Regions from separate parts of the Homo sapiens genome. Here region 2 is linked to region 1. Evidence: read pairs that join two places in POLR2A ChIA-PET (ENCODE). Cell type or tissue: IMR-90. All regions are shown on one strand. Each heading gives the region's core, and the rest is flanking DNA. Links, peaks and the distances in the headings are about the cores only. Region 1 overlaps PRKCE (protein kinase C epsilon). Region 2 overlaps PRKCE (protein kinase C epsilon).

Region 1 (12,627 bases), core at 5,771-8,270:
TTCAAGAGAGCTAATTAACAGTTCTATGTTCTTAAAGTGTTCCTATCATTTGATATTTTTGCACTCATTTACCTACAAACGTCACAAGCCTTTCTCTTCTTAAATAAGTAACTCCTAAGTACAGTATTCCAATGTAAGTCATCAAAGCTAAAAAGCAGCCATCAGAAACTTAATGAGGGAATTCATGATGTTAACCTGAAGACTTTTTGTCGCCCGCGTATTTTACAGACTCTTTAAAACTGGCTCAAACTTTGGCTGTGATTTTTCCTAAGAGATAACCTAAATGCTCCAAAGTCATCTAAGTTCCCATTCTGCCTACACTATATGAAAACCTAGAATCTCGGAGTCTTGCTCAAAATTAGACCACATCCTGTTCAGGTCCCAGAGTTATGCCTAACCAGAGGACCTCTTTTTATTTAGTCAGTCTCTAAAGAATGTAATTGCTTCAGCTTTTGCCATTTAAGTAAACCCCAGTTACCTTCCCACCAGAGTGGTATCAGGGTGAGATAGGGGCAGGTGAGACGGCTGGGAACCAGGTGGGATGGGCCAGCTGACTGACCTACAGGCTGCTGCTTTCAAGAGTCCAGGACATGCCAGGGCATGTGATCCCAGGAGCTTCCTGGTCCCCAGAGCAGGACCTCCCAGAACTTCTCAGGGGGTCCCAGAAAGGTGACTCCCAGGCTTAGCTCTGAACAGAACCAGGGAACAATCAGAGATCTCAGGTGAAATGCAAACAGCTTCCTCTGCTCCCTGCCCCTTCATCTTCTTTCTAAATGAACAGGAGTTAATTTTTCCATCTCACCCAGCCATCGGAATGGTGGCTGATCACCTTTAGTGCTTTATTGAGCATACTAAAGGCCACACCCCACACCACTGTGTTCATCTCAGTGGGAACAGGATATGGAGAATGGCACCAAGGGCAGAGGACCCTGATCCGAGGCATGAGATGATTATTCCCATTTTCTTGCCACGTGTAAAGGATAAACAGAACATTTATTACATGCCAGAAAGATCAGTTAAATAACATTTACCTTCCAAAGTAATGCATGCTAAATTTGCTTTAAACCCTAGGTTTGCTGAGGGCAGAGATTCATTCTCAAAGTCTTCATAACAAATTAAAAACAGAATTTCAGCTGATCTCTGAAGGAGGGAAGACATGTATTGACACTACTATTGATTTGGAACACTGAGCATTTAAAACTTTCCAAAGTGCTTTCTCATCTACCATCTCACTTGATTCCTGTCCCCATTCAACAAATGAGAAAAATTGAATTCCAAAGAGATTAAATCACTACTTGAAAGTCTCATATAGCCAATTAATAGCAGAACCAGCGCTCCTATCTACTTGGCCTCAGGTCATTTGCACTTACAAAAAAGGAAAGAAAACCTAACGAGATCAGGCTGAAAGGTTCCTCTCTCAATCTTAGATCAAACAGACGAAACAATGCTAAGGAGTAGAACAAAACCAGCAGTTCCACCCGTGTGTGCCACAGACCTTGCCAAAGCTGCCTTTGCCCAACACCTTGATGAAGTTGAACTCATCCAGGCCCAGGCGCTTGGCCTGGCCTTGCCGGACTTCGCCATTCTCACCGGGGCTCATCAGCTGGCCATCAGGAGACGATGCTGCCCGGTGCTCCTCTCCTCGGTTGTCAAATGACAAGGCTTTCCGAATGTTGTTCTCAAGTTCTTTTATTTCTAGGGCCAAGGGGAACAAGAAATTGCATTAGTGCATACCTCTTAAGCCTGTTACATTAGGACTCAACACTCAGACTTTCCCCTGTAAGCTCTCAGTCCTCTTTCTGGTTCTTCACAACAGATCCAGTGTGACATCCCTTTGTATGTTCCTTCATCTGTTCACCACACTCTTATTGGCACCTAATGCGCAGCAGAGCTTAGGTATGCAAAGAGGAGGAGGACACAGTCCCTTCCCTGCCCTTGTCAACTCCAGATTACACTGGACCTGGCTGTCTCTCTGAAAGCCCCCTTTGGCTAGTAGCCTATTCCACTGTTCTAGGTAAAGCACACAAATCTGGGCCCTCTCTGGAATTCTGCAGAGTCACAGGTATCCTTCAAGTTTCCTCTGAAGATGAGAACAACGAATCAAGAACTGTCATCACAGTAATCACTGGTGATATAATTATTTCAACAACTGAGCCATCAGAACGGTGGCTGATCACTGAAGGTAGAAACCTTCATACCTTCTAAAAACCTTTACTCAGCCTTGTTGCCGGGTTTCTTCTAAATACCCATCTTACACAAGGTTATCTAACAAAATGAGCAATGGGCTTATTATTAACAAAAGAATTGCTTTCCCAAGTGACATGTTGCAAACTTATCTCCAATGGGGCGGGAATTTCTCAGTACAATTTCTCAACTACGAGACAGTCTTGTGCCCCGCTCTAGAGCTTATGACCTGAATTACCTGGGGGAGATAATGCTGGATGATCCTCTGACCTTTTCTATTTGAAGAAGCTTTACTGTTAGCAACTCATTCATCAAGACACGCACTCTTCTGTGTGGAAATGGGCATCTTGAGCAAAATCCGATTTTAAATGATGCTTGTGAATAACTTGGATTATGGAAGGGGAACATAGCCTATTAACCCTTGGGAATGAGAATTAGGCATGAGTGACAGAAAGAGATCTTCAGCTTCTTTTCAGAAGGACAGAGTCCCATAAGGGCTTACTCAAGGAATCCGGAGATCTTTCCTAGATCTGGAGTTTGGCTCCTCTGAGACGTGTTGGGGAGGGTGAAGACGGGGAAAGCTGCTGAGTCTGCAGACACTCCCCTTGCCAGTTCAGCAGTTATCCACCTATCACTTAGCTTGACTAAATAACTTTTAATCTCACAATAGAGCTAAAAGCCTCAGTTATTAAATGAATTTTGGAAGGCAAAACATAGTTGTTTGGGGACAGCAAAGCTTGAAGAAAAGGTTTTTCTATGTGTCTTTACAAGGGAAGAAAAAGAAACTATGTCTTATTTCTGTTCTGTAATAATGTCGCTCAGAGGGACATCTGTGCTAACATCACTACTGGGAAATCCTGGCGTCTGTGTCAAGTGGGATGAACAGAGGCCCTGGGGCCGCTGTATCCTGCCACTGTATCCATCCAATGGCAGAGCTCAGAGCCAGAGAGCATGCAGGGCAGGAGCCAGGCCTACAAACCCTGGTCTCTGAACTCTTACCTGGGGTCTCTTTTCTATATGACCCTGTCTCCCTGAAGCTCCCAAAGGGGATCTCAGCCTCAGAAAGGAACACGTGAAAACCCCCAAACTGGTCTGGGAAAATAGCTACAAGTTCTGCAGCCCCAGAGTACATCAGGCTACTTATGAATGCTTCAAATCTCATTTGGAATGAGGTAGAGTATAAAGACACAGAAAGTTAATTGGAGTAGCACGAAGAGGGACTGAGACCAATTATTCTGTGGCCTCAGGGCTGGTGCATGACCCCCGAAGCTCTTTTATTTACTCCTGGGTAAGAAGGTCTGGGTCATGGTGGTGACCTCCAAGGAAGGTTTGATGGCAGGGTTTCTGAGAGTGTGTCCCTCAGCCAGCATGGGTACAGTCTTGCCCTTACCACTGACTTATCTCCAAACCTTGGGACAGAACTTTTCCACACTCTGACCTCCCACTTCCCACTCACTAACCTGGGGGACAGTAATGAAGCACCAACATAGAGTGGGTATGGGCATAAAATTAGGATAATGAATACAAAAAGGGATATAGAAAAACCAAGGCACCATTGTCAGGCTGTGATGGTTATTCCTCTTCTGCAGATGCATATGTCCCTTACCAGGCATATCTGATAATGGTCACGAGAGCAGGAGGTTTTGCAAGTGTAAGTCCCTCCTCAGCCTCATCATTCTCGGATGGCTGCAGAATTATTATTGTGCAAATTATGTCTGCAGAACTTATTGTCTGAAGCACAGTCGGACAGAAGGAGATATCTGGAGCTGTAGAGGGGAAACAGGCCTAGGACTGGCCTCCTTCCCACTTCTTTTCTCAGTCTCTCCTCTAGCTTCATCTTTCTATCCTCACCCACCCAAAGGCCAGGATAGAAGACATCCTCCCTCACCCAGCCCCAAACTCAAGCTGATCTCAGGTTTTGGGTATGATGATGGGGGAGGGAGTGTCAAACTCAACTCAAGGGAGTGGTGTTGACAGGTCTAGGGCCAGGCAAGAGCTTTAAGAGAGGGAGCTGTACCCTTCTCTCTGCAGTACACTTGGAACCAGGGACAGAGGCAAGGGAAAACAGATAACCATAACATCATACACTCGCTCTCCTCTTACCCTGGCCTGGAAGGAAATTAAGGCAGATATGGCCATGGAGTGCCCAGCCCTCAAGAAGGTCTTGGAGAATGAAAGAACTGTTAAATCAACAGGCAACGGGTGTGTGAAAACCCACCAGGGCTGCTAGCTATTTCAGCTAACAAGCTCACTCTTGGTTAAAGAGGCCTCAGAGCTCCTTGGTCCATCCAATGGCAGAACTCAGAGGTCAGGAAGCAAATCTGAGGGTCTCACCCTGGTCACAAGGGGAGGTGGGTGCTGACTTGGATCGATCTTCCTCAGATGGTGAGCTTCCAGAAGCAGGCTGCGGGGACTCGGCACCAGCAATGAGCTAGAGAGGAGAGAAAGCAGGGACAGAGGCATCAGAAGGGAGGGTTGAGAGTTTTCTGATGTCAAAAGCATCAAGATGCCGTATAAGAGCCATGAGAGTTCCCAGAGCAGCAGGAATTCAGTAGATCTCTGTCCTCTTGCAGCCATCGCCAAAGTAGCCAAAATGAAGTTCGATCCCTCTGTGACGTCTGACCAGAGCAAGAACCACAAAAGGAATTTCAGTGCACCTTCCCTACATTCACAGAAGGATGATGTCTTCCCCTCATTCCAAAGAGCTGAGACAGAGGTACAATGTTTGATCCAACCCCATCCAAAAGGATGAAGTAGTTCGGGTTGTGCGAGGACACCATAAAGGTTAGCAAGCTGGAAAAGTAGTCCAGGTTTACAGGAAGAAATACATCATCTACATTGGACGGGTACAGCAGGAAAAGGCTAATGTTCAACTATCCACGTGGGTATCTACCCCAGCAAGGTGGTTATCACCAGGCTAAAGCTGGACAAAGACTGCAAAGAGATCTTTGAACGGAAAGCCACATCTCACCAAGTAGGAAAAGAGAAGGGCAAATGCAAGGAAAAAACAATTGAGAGGATTCAGGAATAAATCTTACATATAACTTTCATTAAAAACTGCTAAAATAAAAAAAAAAGAGAGTGTTCCTAATACCCAGTGTTACTTGCTGAATTGATATTCTGAAAGCACAGACTCAAGGTTTCATTTGCCAATTTAAGGGAAGAAAACAAGAGACTTCAGTTTGTTCACTTTTAATTCTATCCAAATACAATTGACCTTTCTAAGCAAAGCTCACCCCATGTCTTCCATAACGTCCCCCTCCACCTATCCAAGCAATGCAAGTTATCTCATGCAAAGCAATGTGACACTTGTCTCTAACACCTGTTTGGCACTTATTTATATCTTATTCAGCTTTTTATAGTTAGTATCTTTATGTGTATATTGTGAGGTGTTCTCCACTTAAGTAGACTATAGGATACTTAAAGGTAAGACTCTGTCCGGCACTTTTATTGCCCCTAGTGACTTACACAAAGTAAGAAACATAATAGATGCTCAATAAATATTTTCAGATATATTGATATTTGTTGGTAAATTTTAATAGAACACCTCCAGTGAGGTTTGTTCCTTCGCATAGATGCTGGCATATCCACTTTGAGTCTCCATTAACATCAGTGGTTTAGACTCAAAGATCACAAACACTTCTGCTCCCTTTTAGTACTAACTCTTGGTCTACCTGCTGTGCACACACATCCTTTCTGGATGATGGACTAGTTGCAAGGGGCAACACGAGGGCTACCAAAACACCAGAAAGTCTGATATTCCTGCAAAGAAGCCTTTGAGCTTCAGACCAAGGGCACTCCTCTCCCAACCTCTCATAGTGACTTGAGTTACAACTTGGTTTTTCCCAATTTTGGCATCAGAAGCATCCCAGCAATAAAAATATCAGGACTACAGTCCCTCAGCCTTCCACCCTGCCCCTTCTTGAATTTCTCCATGTTGGCTTCTTACCTGTTGGTTCTTCCAAATCCAAGACAAGGCAGACAATGTCTCACAGCTGGCATGACAACCCATGTAAATATAGCGCAAAGACAGCAGGTACTGAGTTTTCTTTCAAATGTTTCATGACAAAGATTCTGTCTTAATTTACTTCTAGACAAGAATAAAAACCATGTCTCCTGAAAAGGGTTCTCTCTAGAGCTTTTAAATGTGTTTGCATAACGTTGTCATGACAGAGTGTTTGCTCAGCTTGCCTCTTCAGCAGGGCCCTAGCATTCTTGGGTACTGATACTCTGCTTGCAATTCCAGGGCCTTGGGTCAACAAGTGAAGTCTTGTTTCCACCAGTGGAATTTACAAAGCTGAGAAGAGCCACCAAAAGCACAAAGTCTCAGTTATCTCAACCAGAGAGAAGAGAATTTTTTCTGCAACCCTTGCACAACAGCTTTGCTTATTGAGAAAACAGGGTAGGAGAAGTTTAAGAAAATAAGAACCCTTCAACCTTTCCTATACAAGAGAAGCAACATGGAAGAGCCACGGGTAGCTTCTAACATGACAAGATGACCAGGAAATGTAGGAAATGCCTTTAGAAGACATTTCAGGGCAAAATTCAGGGAGACTATTTAGGCGGAAGATTGCAGAGGTACCTAGAGTCAGACTTGCTTTTCTAGCAGGGGGCTTGAGGATGTTCGCCACTGGGCAATGAGGGCCACGCCCCACTGCACCCTTCACCCGGATTTTCTGCCCTGTTAACATGGTTCTAATTTTCTCATAACTTACTTTTCAAAGACCTCTTAAATTTTCTAGGCTAGGAGCCAGGGCTAAAGAAGAGCCTACAAATGAAATGCTACGGATGCCTTTCCCCCTGTTTACATCTGTGGGCCCTGACTTACCAAAATAACATTTTGGCAAATGGATCTCTTCTTACTGATATTTAGAATGTCACAGAGATAGAGACAGTTTTGGTCTCCAAAGAATGGCCCAGATGTTTCATGTCGTGAGACATTAACAATATTCCCCAGGCAGCTCAGTGCTGGTATGATCACAAATCATCTTGGCTTCCTCCCTAGAAAAGAATGTGGTTCCAGTTCTTCACCCATTTATCTCCATTATAATGATACCAAGGGTGAAGTTCAGACACTGACATTGCTTTCATGCCAGTTCTGGAAGCAGATAAGTCCATTTCCTTGTATGGAGTTGTTAAGCTTTTTCTAGAAGGAATTTCAAATTCCTCATCTCAAAGTTTATGTTTCTTTGGCAAACGTAACCCTTGAGGCTTGCTGTGTTTTCAGTCCACTTTTGGAGCTCAAGAAGACATTAATGTTACCTGCCTGGCTTCTATCTTTGTTTTTTTCTTTAAGTACTGCAGTTCTGAGTAAAATACCTCAAACCCAGGAATCTTATTACCTCACTCCAGAGCACCCTCTGGAAGTCAGCACAGAAATGCTAGCCTGAAAAGGGCTCCAGCAACACCACCAAACAGCCAGTTACCTTTTTCCTTCTCTGGCCGCTGTTGGTGATTTTGTCTGGGGTAACGCCCAGGTCGGCCAGTACTTTGGCGATTCCTCTGGCATCCACTCCACAGTTGGGAGCCACGTTGGTCTCACATCGACGGTGAACATTCATTTTGCAGACTGTAAGGAGACATGGAGAAAAGACAGATAAGTGTTCATGGCCTAAGATGTTGCTTCTTTTCTTTGAGATTGTATTATATGTTCATGAAGTATTACATGTTCATTTAAGATATAATTTGGAAAATACAGAAATATATATATATATATATATGTCTTCCATCATACAAAACCAAAATCATTCATTAAACCACCTTGCAGAGATAACCACTGTTTCTAGTACTTCATTCCAGCCATCCTTTCTACGTATACCCTAAATATAGATAAGTAAGTAAATGTCACATTTATATTTCCCTCCAGGGACTGGGAATCTTTCAGATCTCCAGTCTGAATTCAATGAATTCCTTTGCTTTTCCCTCTTCACTTAGTTGTCCTTGGTGTAAGACATCACAGGTGAAAACAACCTGCTCATTGAAGTCTGGCACCTAAGGGGCTTAGAAGTCAGCAGCACTCCATTCTAACAAGCAAAACGCTGAACAAACTACAAAATCAACAGCTCTTCCGAGATCCACCAAGTGAAGTGAAGTCCTAGGGCAAACTGAAACTGCTGCTCCCAGAATTAGACAGCCAACCAGGCGAATACAGAGAATCGCAACTTACTGAAGCAGAAACCTCTGTAGGAACAATGCTGGGGTAGAAAAACTGTAACTGTAACCAACAAATGGGCTCAGAGCAGACAAGCCTGAGAGTCAAAAACTCTAAGGGGGACCCAGTCGTTGAGTTGATAGACTTTTGTACATTCAGTTGAGAGTCGTGCTCTTCAGGAGCTCAACTAGATTCTCATAGTAAATATGGAGAAAATCTCAGGATTTCAGTGTGGGGGTTGGGGGTGGGGAACGTGGGGAGAGAACCATTTTTTAAAATAGCCCAGAGCACTCTGCTCTTCTTAACGAGGGCTTCTCTTAGGAGAAACTATTTTATCAGAGGTTGAGGGTTGTTTTTTTTTTTTATCAGAGATTGAGGTTTTATCAGACCCCGACTGATCTGGGGACAAGGAAATCCCCAACTCCAGCCCACTCTAGCCATCCTGTCCTATCTAAGGCCAGGGGAGGACTGAACAGCACTTGTGAGGTTCACAGCTCAAAGGCACAAATTCATGAAAACACCCTAATCACAGCTCTATGTAATTCTTTCCCTCCCTCCACACGTTACTCACATTACTAACAGCCTGTTTACTGACAGTTCCTTTTACCCGGTATATAATGTCTGGCAAGAAAAAACTGTAAGGCATCCTAAAAGGCAAAGAAAAAAAAAAACAAAAAAACCCCAAAAAACCAGTTTGAAGTGACAAGGCAAACATCAGAACTAGACTCAGATATAGCAGGGATGCTGGAATTATCTGACTGGGAATTTAAAACAACTATGATTAATATGCTAAGGGTTCTAATGGATAATGTACACAGCATGTAAGAACAAATGGGCAGTATAAGCAGAGAGATGGAAATGCTAAGAAAGAATCAGAAGAACTGCTAGAGATCAAAAACACTAACAGAAATGAAGAAAGCTTCTGATGGGCTTATTAGTAGTCTAGACATGGCTGAAGAAACAATCTCTGAGCTTCAGGATATATCCATAGCAGCTTCAAAAATGAAAAAATAAAGAGAACAAAGACTGGAAAAAATATCCAAGGATTGGGTGATAACTACAAAAAGTGTAACATATGCAAAAAGAGACTACCACTACGAGAAGAAAGAGAAAGGAACAGAAAAAAATATTAATATTTGATACAATGAGGACAGAGAATTTCCCAAAATTAATGTCAGACACCAAACCAAACCACAGCTCCAGGAAGCTTGAAGAACACCACACAGGATAAATGCCAAAAAGAAACAAACAAACAAACCAACAAAAAACTATACCAAGGCATATAATTTCTAAACTACAGAAAATCAACTATTTAAAAAACGCTGAAAGAAGTCAAAGGAAAAAAAAAAGTTTTACCTATAAAGGAGGAAAAATAAGAATTACATCCAACCTCTCCTCAGAAACCATGCCATCAAGAAGTTAAATATTCAAAATGTTGAGATAAAAACCCCACCACCCTAGAATTCTCTACCCTGCAATATTATCCTTCAAAAGTGAAGGAGAAATTAAAACTTCCTCAGACAAACAAAAATGGAAGGAATTTATGGGCAGTGATCTGCCTTGTAAGAAATGTTAAAAGTAGTTCTTCAGAGAGAAGACAAATGATACAGCTCAGAAACTTGGATCTACATGAAAAAGAGAGCAGGTAAAGAAAGGTGAAGAAATAAGTGGAGGTAAAATAAAAACTTTTATTTTTATTCTTAATTAATTTAACAGCTAATGGTTTGCCCAAAATCATAATATTAGTAATGTGCTGATTATGTGTAATTATAGTATTTCATATATGCTAGGTATGCTTATGTGTAAGTGAAATAAATGATAGTAATGAGACAAGGATGGCAGGGAGGAATTAGGATAATTTTGTTATTATAAGGTACTTGTACTGTCATGAAGCAGCACAATATTATTTGAAAGTAGATTTGGATTTGTTGTAAATGCATACTGCAAACTCCACAGCAAGCACTAAAATAAGTAAAAAAGAAAGTATAAATGATACGCTAAGAAAGGAGAGAAACAATACGAACATATTAAATGCTCAATTAAAACCACAAAAGGCAGAAAATGAGTGGAAGACAAACATAGAAACAAAGAATAAGGGCAACAAATAGAAAACAGTACTAACTATAGTAGATATTAACCCAAGTATGTCAATAATCAATAATCATTGACTTCAAATGTCAATAGTCTAAATATACCAATTAAAAGACAGATTGTTAGAGTGGATCAAAAAAAACAAGACCCAACTAACTATATGTTGTTCACAAGAAACCCACCTTAAAGACACATACAGATTAAAAGTAAAGACATAGAGTAAGATATACCATGCTAACACTAAACCCAAAAAAGCAGAAAAGCTAAATTAATTTCAGACCCAGCAGACTTCAGAGCAAGGAAAGTTATTAGGGATAAAAAGGTCAATTCTCAAAAAAGACGTAATTTTTAACGTGTATGTACCTAAAACCAGAGCATCAAAGTAAGTGAGGCAAAAACTGATGGTACTACAAGGAGAAACAGATGATGCTGCTATTATAATTGGAGACTTCAGCACCCCTTTATTCAAAAATAAACAGATCTAGCAGGCAGAAACATTAATCAAATCAACAGCAACATTAATCAACAGCAACATTAATCAACTGAATCAACAGCAACATTAATCAACTGAATATAACTGACATCTATCAACAACTTCATTCGGTGACAGAAGAATACACATTCTTCTCAAGATATGAAGCAATCACCAAGAAAGACCACATTCTGGGCCATAAAATACACCTTAACAAATTTAAAAGAATGGAAATCATACAATGTTGGCTTTAGACCACAATGGAATTAACCTGGAAATCAATAAGAGAAAGATAGCTCAAAAATTCCAAAATACTTGGAGATTAAACACATTGCTAAATAGCATATGAGTGAGAAAAGAAATCTCAAGATAAGTTTTAAAATATTTTGAATTAATTAAAATACAACTTACCGGCCGGGTATGGAAGCTCATGCCTGTAATCCCAGCACTTTGGGAGGCCAAGGCAGGTGGATCACTTGAGGTCAGGAGTTTGAGACCAGCCTGGCCAACATGGCAAAACCCCATCTCTACTAAAAATACAAAAATTAGCCAGGTGTGGTGGCGTATGCCTGCAATCCCAGCTATTTGGGAGGCTGAGGCAGGAGAATCGCTTGAACTCGGGAGGCAGAGGTTGTAGTGAGCCGAGATCATACCACTGCACTCCAGCCTGGGTGACAGAGTGAGACTCTGTCTCAAAAAAATAAATAAATAAAATAAAAATAAAAAATGAAATAAAATAAAATACAACATCAAAATTAGTGGGATATAGCAAAAGCAGTGCTTCAAAGGAAGTTTATAGCATTGAATGCATATATTAGGAAAAACATTCTAAAAATCAATAATCTAAGCCTCTATCTTAGGAAACTAGAAAAAGGAGACCAAAGTAGCTTACTTAAATCCAAAGTAAGCAGGAGAAAAGAAATAATAAGAATTAGAGCAAAAATCATTTGAATTAAAAACAGAAAATCAGTAGAGAAAAACCAACAACAAAAAGCTGGTTCTTTGTAAAGAGCAATAGACTCAATAAGCCTCTAGTAAGGCTAGTGAGAGAGAGAGAGAGAAAGAGAAGACACAAATTATTAATATCAGAAATGAGAGGACATCATTATGGATCCTATGGGCATTAAAAGAATAAAAGAGTATTATAAAGAATATTATGCCTATCATTTGATAACCCACACAAAATGAGACTAATTCCTTAAAATACACAATCTGCCACAACTTACATAAGAAGACATACACAGTACAAACAGGCTTATCTTGTAAAGCAATAGAATCAATCATTAATAACCTTCCAAAACAGAAAGCACTAGGCCCAAATGGTGAATTCTGCCAAACACTTAAGGAAGAAATTATATCAATTCTCTATAATATCTTCTAGAAGAAAGAAACAGACAGAATATATCCTAACTCATTTTAGGAGGCCACCATTACCATAATATCAAAGCAAAGATATTATAAAATCTACAGATCAATAACTTTTATGAATATGAATGCAAAAAATCTTCAACAACAATCAGCAAATTGAATCCAACAATTTATAAAGAGAATTACACACCATGACCAAGTAGGATTTATCCCAGGCAAGCAAGGCTGGTTCAACATTTGAAAAATCAACTAATGTAATCAATTGTTATCAATAGACTAAAGAGAGAAAAAAAATCAAATAATTCTAACAATAGATGTAGACAAAGCATTTGACAAAATCCAAACCTATTTATGATAAAAT
Region 2 (12,627 bases), core at 6,281-8,780, 96 kb before region 1:
CAGATTGAGGTATGCATCTGTGGTTGCCTGACATCTCAAGATAAATGAATCAAACGTAAGCACTATTGTGAAAAAAAAAAAAAAAGGAAAGATAAAGATAATTTGTGAAGTTGTTGTTGCAGCTATGCCAGCAGGCATGAAAACCTTGCACTTTTTGTGAAATACCTTTTAATTTTGTATTGAAAGGCAGCTTTTACAGGGGCTCAGGGTTGCTATAAGAAAGCCCTAGCTATAGACTCTAATATGATTCAAGAAGGGAAGTTATATGATAAAGCAAAAGGAAGGTGAAGGATCTAAAGCTGAAAAATATAATGCCAGCAAAGGATGGTTTGATAATTTCAGAAAAAAATTTGTCTTAAAAAAATGTCAAGATAACAGGAGAAGCAGCTTCTGTCTACCAAGAAGCAGCGGACAAACTCTCAGACACCATTAAGAAAATCATTGAGAAGAACAGACATCTGCCCAAATAGGTTTTTGATGCAGGCAAAAGTGCTCTATTCTGGGGAAAAAAAAAAAAGGAAGATGTCACAGAGGACATTTATTAGTAAGGAAGAGAACCAAGCACCAGAATTTAAGGCAGGAAGGGATATTCTAACTCCACTGTTTTGTGCAAATGCAATCAGGTTTATAATCAACACTGCTCTTATCTATAAAGCTGCTAACCCCAGAGCCTTGAAGGGAAAAGATAAACCCCAGCCGCCAGTCTTTCGGTTGTACAAAAGGACCTGGACAAGAACACTTTTTCTAGATTGGTTTCATTGGACAATTGGTTTCATTGTCCCTGAAGTCAGGAAGTACCTTGCTAGTAAAGGACTACCTTTTAAAGTTCTTTTGATATTGAACAATATCCCTGGCCATCTGGAACCTCATAAGTTGAACATCAAAGAAGTCAAAGTGGTCTACTTGCCCCCAAACACAATATCTCTAATTTAGCCTCTTAATAAGAGGATCATAAAGACCTTTAAGGCTCATTGTATATAGTACTCTATGGAAAGGACTGCCAATGCTACAGAAAAGAACCCCAACAGAGAGAGCATCATGAAAGTCTGGAAGGGTTACATCACTGAAGATGCCATCCTTGTTCTAGAAAAAGCCATGAAAGCCATTAAGCCTGAAACAATAAATACCTGTAGGAGAAAACTTTTGAGATGTTGTGCATGACTTCACAGGATTTACAACAGACCAATCAAGAAAATCATGAAAGAGATTGCAGATATGGCAAAAAAAAAAAAAAAAAAGTACAAGGTGAAGGGTTTCAAGATAGGGATCTTGGGGTAATTCAAGAGCTAATAGACATCACATCAGAAGAATTATCAGAAGGTTACTTGATGGAGACGAAGGCTTCCAAAGCAATGCCAGATGATGAGGAAGAAGAAGTAGAGCAGCAGTGCCAGAATAAAAACTGACATTAGGCAATCTGGCAGAGGATTCTGATTATTCAAGGTTGCTTTTGACTTCTTTCAGAACATGGACCTTTTAATCCTATGGGCACTGAAAATAAAGCAAACGGTGGAAGAATTGGTATAGTTTAGAAACATTTTTAGAGAAATGAAAAGGCAAAAGAGGCAGACAGAAATTATGATGTATTCCTGTGAAGTTACACCAAGTATGCCAGTCTCTCCTGCCTCCCCTTCCACCTCCTCCTTTCCATCTCTGCCAACCCCTCATCTTCTTCCTCCTCCTCAGCCTACTCAAATGTGGAGATAAGAATGAAAACCTTTATGATGATCCACTTCCACTTAATGAATTATAAATATATTTCTCTTCCTTATGATTTTCTATAAATATTTTCTTTTCTCTAGCTTACATTTTAAGAATATAGTATATAATACATGTAACATACAAAATATGGGCCAATTAACTGTTTATGTTATCAGTAAGGCTTCTGGGCAACAGTAGGGCATCAGTAGTTAAGTTTGGGGGGATTCAAAAGTTATACACAGATTTTCAACTGTTTTTTATATTTGCTCACTCACTCCCATGTTTTTCAAGGGTCCACTGTAGAAATACTTAATATGTGTATTATACATGAGTTATGTGTATGTGTGTATTCATGAGTTAGAACACACACAATTCCTTGTTCTGTCCTTTGAGAGGGACTACAAGAAATGACATCCCAGCAGCAACTAGCACACTTCGCACCTAGATTTTGGTTTCTATTTCCATTCTCCAATAAAAGAAGCCAGGGATCCTTAGGAAAATGGCTGATTCTAGGACTGGGGCAAGAAATATACATTTTGTAATACCAGAAAGTAAGAAAGTGCTGAAAACCAAACCACTCCACAATGATGGGGGTATGTCAAAGAGACACAGGAGCCACCTAATGGAGCTCCCAATAAGCAGATCTGTAATAATTCGAGCAACAAAATAAAGTAGTATTGAATTATAACCCAAAATATAAAATAACTATCTATGAGTTCATATTGATATAAATAAATGAGCAAATACATATATAATGGTGGAGGAGACAATGCACATGGGTGGAAGAATTCTAAATAAATTACATTGCTACTCTGCCCTCACAGAGGTGAAATATAATTTGTCACTCCTCAAGTGTGGGCTTTATATAATACTTCTTTGCAAAGAATACAGTATGGAAAAGGGCATGGAAAAGGAGAGAAACTTTACAGTGGAGAAACCTGGCAAACATTTGATATTGACTATTGAGGTCAATATCAATGATAAGTCATGTTGATAGTATGGACCTTTGATGTGATGTAATGAAAATAAGACTTCACCTCTGAGGTATTCCTGTCTAATCCATAATCAGAGTCTAATCATGAGGAAAACATCAGACAAATCCCAGCTGGCAGATATTCTACAAAATAACTGACCACTATTCCTCAAATAGTGAAGGTCATAAAACAAGGAAAGTCTGAGAAAATGTCACAGCCAAGAAGAGCTGAAGGAGACATGACAACTAAATGTAATATGATATTCTGGATGAGATCCTGGAACAACGACAAGAAGGCATTAGGTAAAAACTTAGGAAATTGGAATAAAATATGGGCTTAGTTAATAATAATGTGTCAGTATTAGTTCATTAATAGGGGAACCTGGTGTAGGGTGTGTGGCAACTCTCTGTTCTATCTTTGCAACTATTCTGTAAATCTAAAGCTGTTCTAAAACAAAAAGTTTATTTAAATAAAAATAATGGTGTATCTTAAAGACATCTGAAATTTATTGAACTTTGACATTATCCTCATTCTACAGGTGAGGAAATCAAGGCCAGAGATGTAAAGGAACCCAGTGTAGGCCTGTTAACACACTGGAATGCTTTCTCTTATCTTCATAAGAGAGTCTCTGATTACTAGTCCTGAAAACTGTATACTCCAGTGGTGTCCTGGCAAGCACTTAACAATGGCTTTACAATGAGGAAAACCCTTGCTGATTTCCATGGTATAAGTACTACCATCATGGCTGATTTCAAGCTACCAATGGAATGTGACTGAACACAGAATGGGGAAGAGACACGCACAATCACCTTTCCCGCCGGGACCTGTAGCTAGCTCACACCAGCTCACAAGAGCAGATTGTTAAAATTTCAGGAATTTTGTGAGCTGGTTGTTCAACATGGATAGCCTGAAACTGGCCCCAGGGAGAATATTTATACCATAGAAATCAGTTAATGCTACAAATCAGGGTTTTGGGTTTTTTTTTTTTTTTTTTTTTTTTGAAAGCCAGTTTATCAGCATACACCACCAAAACACTAGAGTCCCAACTTATGGTTCTGTCTGTGTTGCTATGAGACCGAGTGTCCTCGGACAAGCCACATCGTCTCTGAGTTTCAGTTTAGTCATCTATAAAACAGCGAATTGGAGGACTAAACTCCCAAGTTTTCTCCCACCTCTGAAATTCTATTAAATACTAGGATCATCTTTCAGTTCCCACATGTTGTTCCAGATAAAACCTGAGGTCATGTCACCGTGCACTTACAGGGCTTTGACAGTCATTCGACAGCCTCTGAGGCTAGGGTCCCTGGCCTCTATTTGTGCTTTGAGTTCCAGGCATATACAAATTCTGTAGAGCCACAGACCCATTTGGTGTTCCCTCTCCCTCCACCAGAGCCTTTGCACATGCTATTCCCACTCCTTGGGCCACTCTTCCATGTCCTCTTTCTCTGGCCAACTCTTACTTAGCCCATTGGATCTCTCCGGGAGTGGTCACTTCCTCCAGAAAGCCTTCCTTGACTTTTTCTAAACTGGCTGAGGTATCCCTGTAATGTGTTTCCCTGGCAACTCCATATTTTTTTCTATCATAACTCTTATTGTTATTGCTTCTTTTATTGTCTGCCATCCCCACCTAAATTCAAGTGCCAAAGGGGCAGAGACTGTCTCTCTGGTTATCAGTTTTTTAAAAAAGAAATAGGCCAGGCATGGTGGCTCACACCTGTAATCCCAGACTTCGGGAGGCCAAGGCGGACAGATCACTCGAGGTCAGGAGTTTGAGACTAGCTGGCAAACATAGTGAAACCCCATTTCTACTAAAAATCCAACAGTGAACCAGGCAAGTTGGCGGGTGCTTGTAATCCCAGCTATTCAGGGAGGCTGAGGAGGGAGAATCGCTTGAACCTGGGAGGCGGAGGTTGCAGTGAGCTGAGATCGTGCTACTACACTCCAGCATGGGTGACAGAGCGAGATCCCATCAAGAAAAGAGAAGAGAAGAGAAGAGAAGAGAAAAAAGAAAAGGAAAGAAGGAAGATTCAGAAAGAAGCTAGAGACAGAATGTGCTCTTCTTCCTTGTCATGGCATCTTAGAGTCCTATACCTGGCACAGCAAAAATGACTTACTCGTTGTCTGTTGAGTGAATAAATGAATGTCTGCTTAAATTATACTGCTCTTCAAACAACAGATATTTTTCTTAGTTGCTTCCCCAGACAAAAGTACAAATCTAGAAAGAAACCCCCTTCTGATGAATGCTTTTGCATGAGCAGATTTCCAACACGGGAGGGGACTTCATGAGAGATGCCCCACTTCCGAGAGGGTGTTGTCTCAGGGGTGGCATTCTCAATCCTGACAGGACTAGGACTTCTGAGCAAGCATCCCTGCTCCTCGGCCAGCAGTTCTTGCTTACATGGTTGGTTACAGCCCCTTGCGGGAGCTCTGCTTGCCACAGGAGCAAATACAACTTGGCAACATCAGATCCCCCAAAAGCTATTTGTTTTGGTTAAGAGGGAGGACTTTGGGTAAATTAGAGAGGGAGGAAAACCCACAGACGGTGATTTGACATACCGAGAGCAGAGCACAGGACCACCAGCCAATGAAGTCTCACCTTCCGAGGAATGACAGGAATTGTGGGCCTGGATCTCTGAATGTTCCTCAGGGGCACTCTTGTTACTTGGGATCAGTTACCTTCTGGAGCCTCACTGAGGTAATTTTGAGACAGATTTTCAGAAATTCATTTTCAGATGCTCTTCAAGGCATTCCCAGACCAAACAATCTTAGGATCACAGAGCTAGATCATCCAGTCTGGCCACCATATTTTGTAGGTAGGAAAACTGAGACCCAGCAAGGAGAAGTCATTTGCCCAAGGACACCCAACTAAGACTGAGCTTTATTAGAGTTCTAGTCCCTAATTCCTAACTCTGTATTCTTTCCACTGCAGCAACTCACCAACCAGACCTTGTGAAGACTAAAAAGACAGGTGAAATAGGGCCATGCACACAGAAAGGAGCCCAGGGGAAGAGCGGTCCAGTGAGAAGTCCATTAGAAAATATATCCTGCAGCCAAATATGCTTAGAAAATCCCCTCACCTCCCTGGAGTTTTCTCGATAAATGTAAATAGGTTAGTCAAGAAATCATGGGCCACTGGGTATAACTATACATTTATCATAACCTATGGAAACTCTGTAGGGTCAGTCAACCAAGAAATAGTTGCAATGCAGTATAAGAAGTGCTAGAATATAAGGTAGCAGATGCAATGTTAACAGGGGGAAGAAATAACTAACTTCGCTGGAAGAAATAACTAACAGCCAGGAAAAATGATCTGAAGCTGAATCTCAAAGGATGAAAAGTTAGCGTAAAAAAAAAAAAAATACCATACCTTATTCCAGGAAAAGGTATGGTATTCCTAAGCAAAGGTACAGGGTGGTGGAAACATGTTGTATTGTGACTATTGATGCTTAAGATCTTGGTAATAAATGCACATTGTGTATGGGTGTGTCAAAGGCCTGTCAATGAGCACCTCTGTTAGGCTCAAGTAGTGACTCAAAGAGGAGTTTGGCTGGAGAAGCTGTTGAGGAGATAGAAAGGGGTCATCTTGTGGGGTAGAAAGAGATCAGTATATAAACCCCAGAGAGGAAGCTTAGGGGCAGGGTCAGCTTATGGGTGGCTTTGAGTAAGTGGCAGAAGAGTGGGGATGTCTTGGGATAATGGAGTCATGGCAGGCTTCTGAGCAAGAAAGCAACCCAGCTCCTTGCTTACCAGAATGAATTGGCCAAGAATGTTGGAAGAAGAGACCCAGAAGCAAGGAGAGAGAAGGTGGCAACAATTAGCAGTATGAATCCTTAGCTTGCTGCTGCATGACCAGAGGGAAGCAAAGCCAATTAAGTGTAGTCTCCACTACCTCAGCTCACTATGGTACCCCCTACCACTCTCCTCCTCACCCCACCTCCAGCCTGAGTCATCTTGAAACAAACATGGCCAACTGGGAGGGACCACAGAGACCAACTTCAAACATTCACACAGGACTCTGCTTACCACGGCAAAGCTGCCACTTGTTTGCTGAAACAATTCTCATTTTTAGTAGCTCAATCTAATGATTCAATAGCCAAAGGCATTGAAGAAACAAAAATCATATGACTAAGCCTTGGAGCATTCAGTACTGGCTGTTGAATATATTGCAGCAATAATTGTTCCAAGGCATCTACTTTCTATAGAACACAGCATAGTCATAAAATAAAATATATTGATGTCAAATTCCCCTATATAGGACAGGTCCCAACACCTCAAATTAGCCCTTGTTTGGAGGCCTCTAACTAGACAAAGTGTTTTCATCAGTTTACTAACTAGCAGGATACATTCATCCCCATTTTTGAGATGGACAAAGTGAATCTTATGAACTGTGCACTCAGCCACTTGCAAAATAACAATGATAATAATAACATTAATTAATGTTTAGTGAGCAATTACTCTGTACTAGAACCAGTTGTTACTGCTTTACTTGTACTAACTCTCATTTGATTCTCACAATATTTCTGTGTGGGTTGGGGGGGGAGTAATAACCCCATTTAACAGATGAAGGAACTGAGGTTTAGGGAAGTTAAGTTCTTTGCCCAACATCACAGATCTAATGAGCGCAGAGGCAGGGTTAGAGACCAGGGGTTCCAGAGTTGTGCCCTTAACCACTATAATGGGTTCTCAGTTCTATATGAGCTACCATGAAAGACACAAAAATAAGAGATGACGGGGTCCCTCATAATTTTTGCTCTGAACACACATTACTAGCTGAAACACTCAAATTTAATCAGGAATTTCCCTTTGGTTCCAAACTTCCTGTTTGCTCTAAACCTCTGATGTCAAAGGCAGTCAGAATTCTACTTCTAAGCTGGTCAGCAATAACGCGGCTTCCTCCAAGGAATGTAAACTTGGCTTTCATCCCAGCCAGCTCAGGCTCTCCTCTCTCCTCCTCCCTTCCCCTTTGTTAGGTCACAATGCTTTCACCCCCCAACTGTCATTGGCAGGTAACACTGCATGGAATCAGTTTGGGATAAAGATAGTCTCAGCCTCAAGTAGATTTGGACCCATATAAAAGTGATGACTCCTGAAAAACTCATGCTGGTATTTGGCATTCCTTTAGTAGGGGACAAGCTCTTCATCTATATGACATGGGAGAGGGACAGAATGACTTTTATAACTAAAGTGCACATTTCCAAAGGCAGCTTCTTTGCTGAAGCAGGTCACATAGGGACCAGGGCTTGGGCCGGGTTCTCATGAAGGTGGCTGGGTGCAAAGGGAGCCCAACAGGGAAGTCAAGACACCAAAGTCAGACTTCACAGCTTTTTTTTTTTTTTTTTTGAGACGGAGTCTCGCTCTGTCTCCCAGGCTGGAATGCAGTGGTGTGATCTCGGCTCACTGCAAGCTCCGCCTCCCAGGTTCACGCCATTCTCCTGCCTCAGCCTCCCGAGTAGCTGGGACTACAGACGCCCGCCACCACGCCCGGCTAATTTTTTTTGTATATTTAGTAGAGACGGGGTTTCCCCGCGTTAGCCAGGATGGTCTCGATCTCCTGACCTTGTGATCCACCCACCTCGGCCTCCCAAAGTGTTGGGATTACCAGTGTGAGCCACTGCACCCTGCCGACTTTGCAGCTTTATAATGCAAGCAGATCTGTCAGCCCTTCCAGCCCATTGGTTACCGTCATGCACGTTTATCAGTGTCAATATATCCTGTCCCTGGGTCCCAAAGTGACCACAAGAATAAAATATCACCTGGTTGTGAGATCTGGGCCCTTAGCCTGTAAAAGAGACACAGACTCACATATCCACCAACCTGCTCCTCCCAGACTGCAGTGTTACTGCACTGCCACCATCGTGGGGGTACCTGTAACTCCTCAGGCACTGGCCGAGCCCCTAAACAACCCCAGAGACATTTTTATGCCCAGTAGCTTATTTAACTATTACAATTTATGCCAAGTCCGCAGGCCTTGCCCTCTTATTTTAATATACATTAGTGGAGCCATTTTACAGATGAGGAAACTGTGGCTCAGAGAGATGAGGTCATTTGCCCAGCATTACACAGTTAGTAAGTGGCAATACTAGGACTTGAACTGAGGTTCTCAGTATTAGTTTGCTAGAACTGCCATAACAAAAAACTACAGATTGAGCGACTTAACAGGAATTTATTTTCTTGCAGTTGTGAAGGCTAGAAGTGTAAGACCAAGGTGCTGGCAGGGTTGGTTTCTTTTGAGTCTCTCTCCTTGGCTTGCAGAAGGCTGTATTCTCCCAGTTTCTTCACAAGGTCTTCCCTTGTGCTTGTCTGTGTCCTAACCTCCTCTTCTTATAAGGACATCAGTCATATTGGATTAGGTCACCCAATGACCTCATTTTGCTTTCATTACCTCTTTAAAGGCCCTATCTCCAAATGCCATCACATTCTGTGGTACTGGGGATTGGAGCTTCAACATAAGAATCTGGGGGTTGGGGGCATGATTCAGTCCATTCACTTTCTGACTCCAGAACTGTGTTCTCCGTTTAGCCAACCAATAATAATGGAGCTTACTAGGTGTCAAAGATTGCACTCAGCACTTCTGCAAATGTTTTCTCATGTAATTTTCAAAGCAGTCCAGAGAGGTTTGCATTATAATTCCCATGGAACACTGAGAAAACTGCATTTCAAACAGTTTAATTATTCTACCCAGGAAAACACAACAAAGATGAGGCAGACCCAGGATTCAGCCTCATTCTTCTGACCTCAAACTCTGTGCTGTCTCCAACATACAATGTTGCTTCCCATGTAAAACTGTGACTGGCAACAGAGAGGACAGGGTGACCTGACACAGTGCCAGTGATGGTGGTAGGATGTGGCAACATCTCCTTTTTGGAAAGGTTGTAAATCCAGTGGACAGTAAGAGCTTCTACTGTATAAGGTTGGTGTGATGACTCAATAAGTAACATGTGCAAAGTGTTTAGAATAGTGTCTGGCTACACAAAGGCTAAATAAGTGTTTTGCTATTATTGTTGTTGCTGCTGTTATTACGATTCTTGTTCATTTCTGGATAAAGACTGTAGATATTGAATATTCACCACTATTTTACTTTCCTTCTCAAAATTACACACAAAGATGGAGAGAGTAAGAAAAGAATGCAACACAATGTTGGAATCTTGAAAGTAAACGGATGAGTGGTAACTGAATTAGTAGATCCAAGAAAACTGAATCCTGAACCAGCAATGGGGAAGGTCAAGAGCAATGAAATTTTTGCTGCAGAATTTCCATCTTCCTATCCCCAAAGCTCAGGAAATATGCAGTAACAGTTACTCTGGAGATGAGGGTGATGTGGAGCGAGAGAAAAGAGAGATTTGGTTGAAAACTAGTTATAAATCCAGATTCTCTTTTCTTCTTGGCACGGCCCCTTCCCTGTCCCTAGAGGTTTATTCTCTGGAGAAGTGAAACAGGATCTCTAGACTAAGCATGGAGTGGGGGTAGATGGGCATGAGGGTATAGTACTGAACACAGGAGAATTAAATAAACATGTGTATTCTGGAAGCCGGGTCCTCTAATCTGGCTTCACTTGGTTCCTGCGATGCTGGCCACCAGGCCGTCTCCCTTTAGGCAGGACTCTGGGAGTAATCGAAGCACTCCAAGAGGAAAGGCCTAGAAATAGTGATAGTCTGAGGTTCCCCAACTAAGTGGGCCACCCAGATTAGTCTACAGTGAACCCCAAGTTGACTAGTCCAATATCTGAATGATAGTTCCAGAAAGAGAAAACAGAAGAGAAAGAATCAGTAAAGAAATAAGTAATACATTTTCTAGAACTGAAGGGCTTAATTTTCTAAATTGAAGAGATCTATGCCGGGCGAGTGCAATAGATGAAAACAGACCTATATCGCATCATTCAATAATTTTAGAATAATGGAGACAAAGCTTTAACACACTTCTGGAAAAGAGAAATAGATCCATACAAATGATTGAGAATTCAATTGACTTCAGACTTCTGCACAGCAGCACTGAGAGCTGGAAGACAATGGAATGATACCTTAAAATTGAGTGAAAATGCTTTTTTTTTTTTTTAACTTCAACTTTTATTTTAAGTTCTGAGTTCTTATGCAGGATGTGCATGTTTGTTATACAGGTAAATGCATGCCATGGTGGTCTGCTGTACAGATCATCCCATCACCTAGGTATTAAGCCCAGCATCCATTAGCTATTCTTTCTGATGCTCTCCCTCTCCCCACCCTCCCAACCCCATCCCCGACAGACCCCAGTGTGTGTAGTTCCCCACCATGTGTCCATGTGTTCTCATCGTTCAGCTCCCACTTGTAGGTGAGAACATGCAGTGTTTGCTTTTCTGTTCCTGTGTTAGTTTGCTGAGGATAACGGCTTCCAGCTCCACCTATGTCCCTGCAAAGGACATGATCTCATCTGAAGATTCTTTTTAATCTAAAATTCTATGCCCAGTCAAACTCTTTATCAAGTCTGAGAGTAAAATAAAGATGATTTTAGATATAAAAGGAAAGTCTCAATATTTCACTTCCTATATATTTGTTCTCAGAAATCTACTAAAGGTGCTTCACCAAATTGATGCAGTATACAAAGAAAGAGGAAGGCAAGGAATACTGGAACCAGGAGCTTCACAGGATAGTGGGAAAAGGAAGCCTAGGATGAAAGTGAAGTGGGATCCCAGGGTGACAGCTTTGCAGCAGGCACACAGGGCAGAAGGTAACCATTTAGACTGGAATAGTTTACAAGGCTTGGCAAAGAATGTATCCAAGAATATGAAATTGATAGAATACTGCTTATACCTAAACATGCTAAAAGGAGATATGGACAGTTTGTAGAGAGTTTGTGGTTGAATCAATAATAATTACATAGAAAACAAAGAGATATTTATTAACTTCAGGGAAAATAAACAAAAAAAATGCACTGGGAAGGAAAAGTAACTATAGCATACCACATAACTGAATTCCAAATGGTATTTCACAGTTATAATAATGTATACTATATATTCATTTAACCAAAATTACAGTAAACCATATTGAGAGGATGGGAGGTTGGGAAGGGTGTGCGTATGTGATAGGGCTGTGGAGGTGGGTAGTGGGTGAGAAACGGAACTAAAACCTCATTTTCCACAGTGGTAGGTCACTAGATAATGTGTAAAATAATTGTTTTTAAAATAACAATAAGGCTAGGTGCCATGGTTCATGCCTGTGTAATCCCAGCAATTTGGGAGGCTGAGGTGAGAGGATTGCTCAAATCCAGGAGTTCCAGGTTGCAGTGAGCTATCATTGTAACACTGCATGGCAGCCTGGACAACAGAGCAAGACCCTATCTCAAAAAAAAAAAAAAAAGAAAAGTACAATAAGATAATGTTATTTCTAAATACAGAGGTACATACCAAAAGACCCAGCTGCGAGTTGAATGTGGTTGCTTCTTTGGAAGGGGAAATTGAGGGGAGGGAAGGCAAAAAAAAAAAAACTGCTTTTTTATTAACCAAAACACCATGTAGAACTAATTCATCTGTATGTATATCTTTGACTGAAGTAACATCTAAGCTTTATACTATCTCATTGTGTAAACTCGGGTGAGTTATTCCACAATTTTGGTTTCCAAGTTCTGCACCTATAAAACGAAGGAGATGGATTATGCAGTCTCCAAGGCCCTCCCTGATTTAACTCATCATTTCTGCCATGGTAGCTGATTTCCTTCCATTAGAGACTCGGCCCTTAGATCCTTAGGAATTTTATGTCAAAATATCATTTTCTATAATGGATGGGGTAACGCTGACAGCTAAGAACGATGCTCTCTGGGGAAAACGATCCCCAAGTACCCTCAGTGACTTTCTAAAGGTCAGGTCCTAGAAGACTCAAAGGCAAAAAGAGATGCCCCTACCTTCTCCTCCCTTTCTTTGTATTAGAGCTTTAAATAACTTGATAATGTATTAAAAGAGGATGAGACTACACGTTAGACCTTC

What was found. Peaks named below come from ENCODE experiments on the same cell type or tissue, not always from the same donor. Only the 100,000 strongest peaks of a DNase experiment are listed, where the experiment ranks them.
Region 2: POLR2A ChIA-PET joins it to region 1 with 8 read pairs; 5 of 35 experiments call an interaction of 5 or more read pairs at or near these places.

Annotation. Positions count from the first base shown.
Region 1 is chr2:45,996,530-46,009,156 of GRCh38, reverse strand. It overlaps PRKCE (protein kinase C epsilon), which reads right to left. Exons shown (of 15, transcript NM_005400.3): 7 at 7,611-7,753; 8 at 4,519-4,615; 9 at 1,496-1,695. It also overlaps the pseudogene RPL26P15. Among named protein-coding and RNA genes, the nearest start is that of EPAS1, 290 kb to the left of the region's middle. RefSeq lists enhancers at 1,069-1,569, 616-1,815, 1,570-2,070. In IMR-90, for the core only: no CTCF peak of the experiment used is centred there; DNase peaks (open chromatin) are centred at 6,406 and 7,226; H3K27ac peaks cover 1,970 bases.
Region 2 is chr2:46,092,908-46,105,534 of GRCh38, reverse strand. The region is part of intron 11 of PRKCE (protein kinase C epsilon); the gene reads right to left. Among named protein-coding and RNA genes, the nearest start is that of EPAS1, 200 kb to the left of the region's middle. In IMR-90, for the core only: no CTCF peak of the experiment used is centred there; DNase peaks (open chromatin) are centred at 6,724 and 7,564; H3K27ac peaks cover 1,565 bases.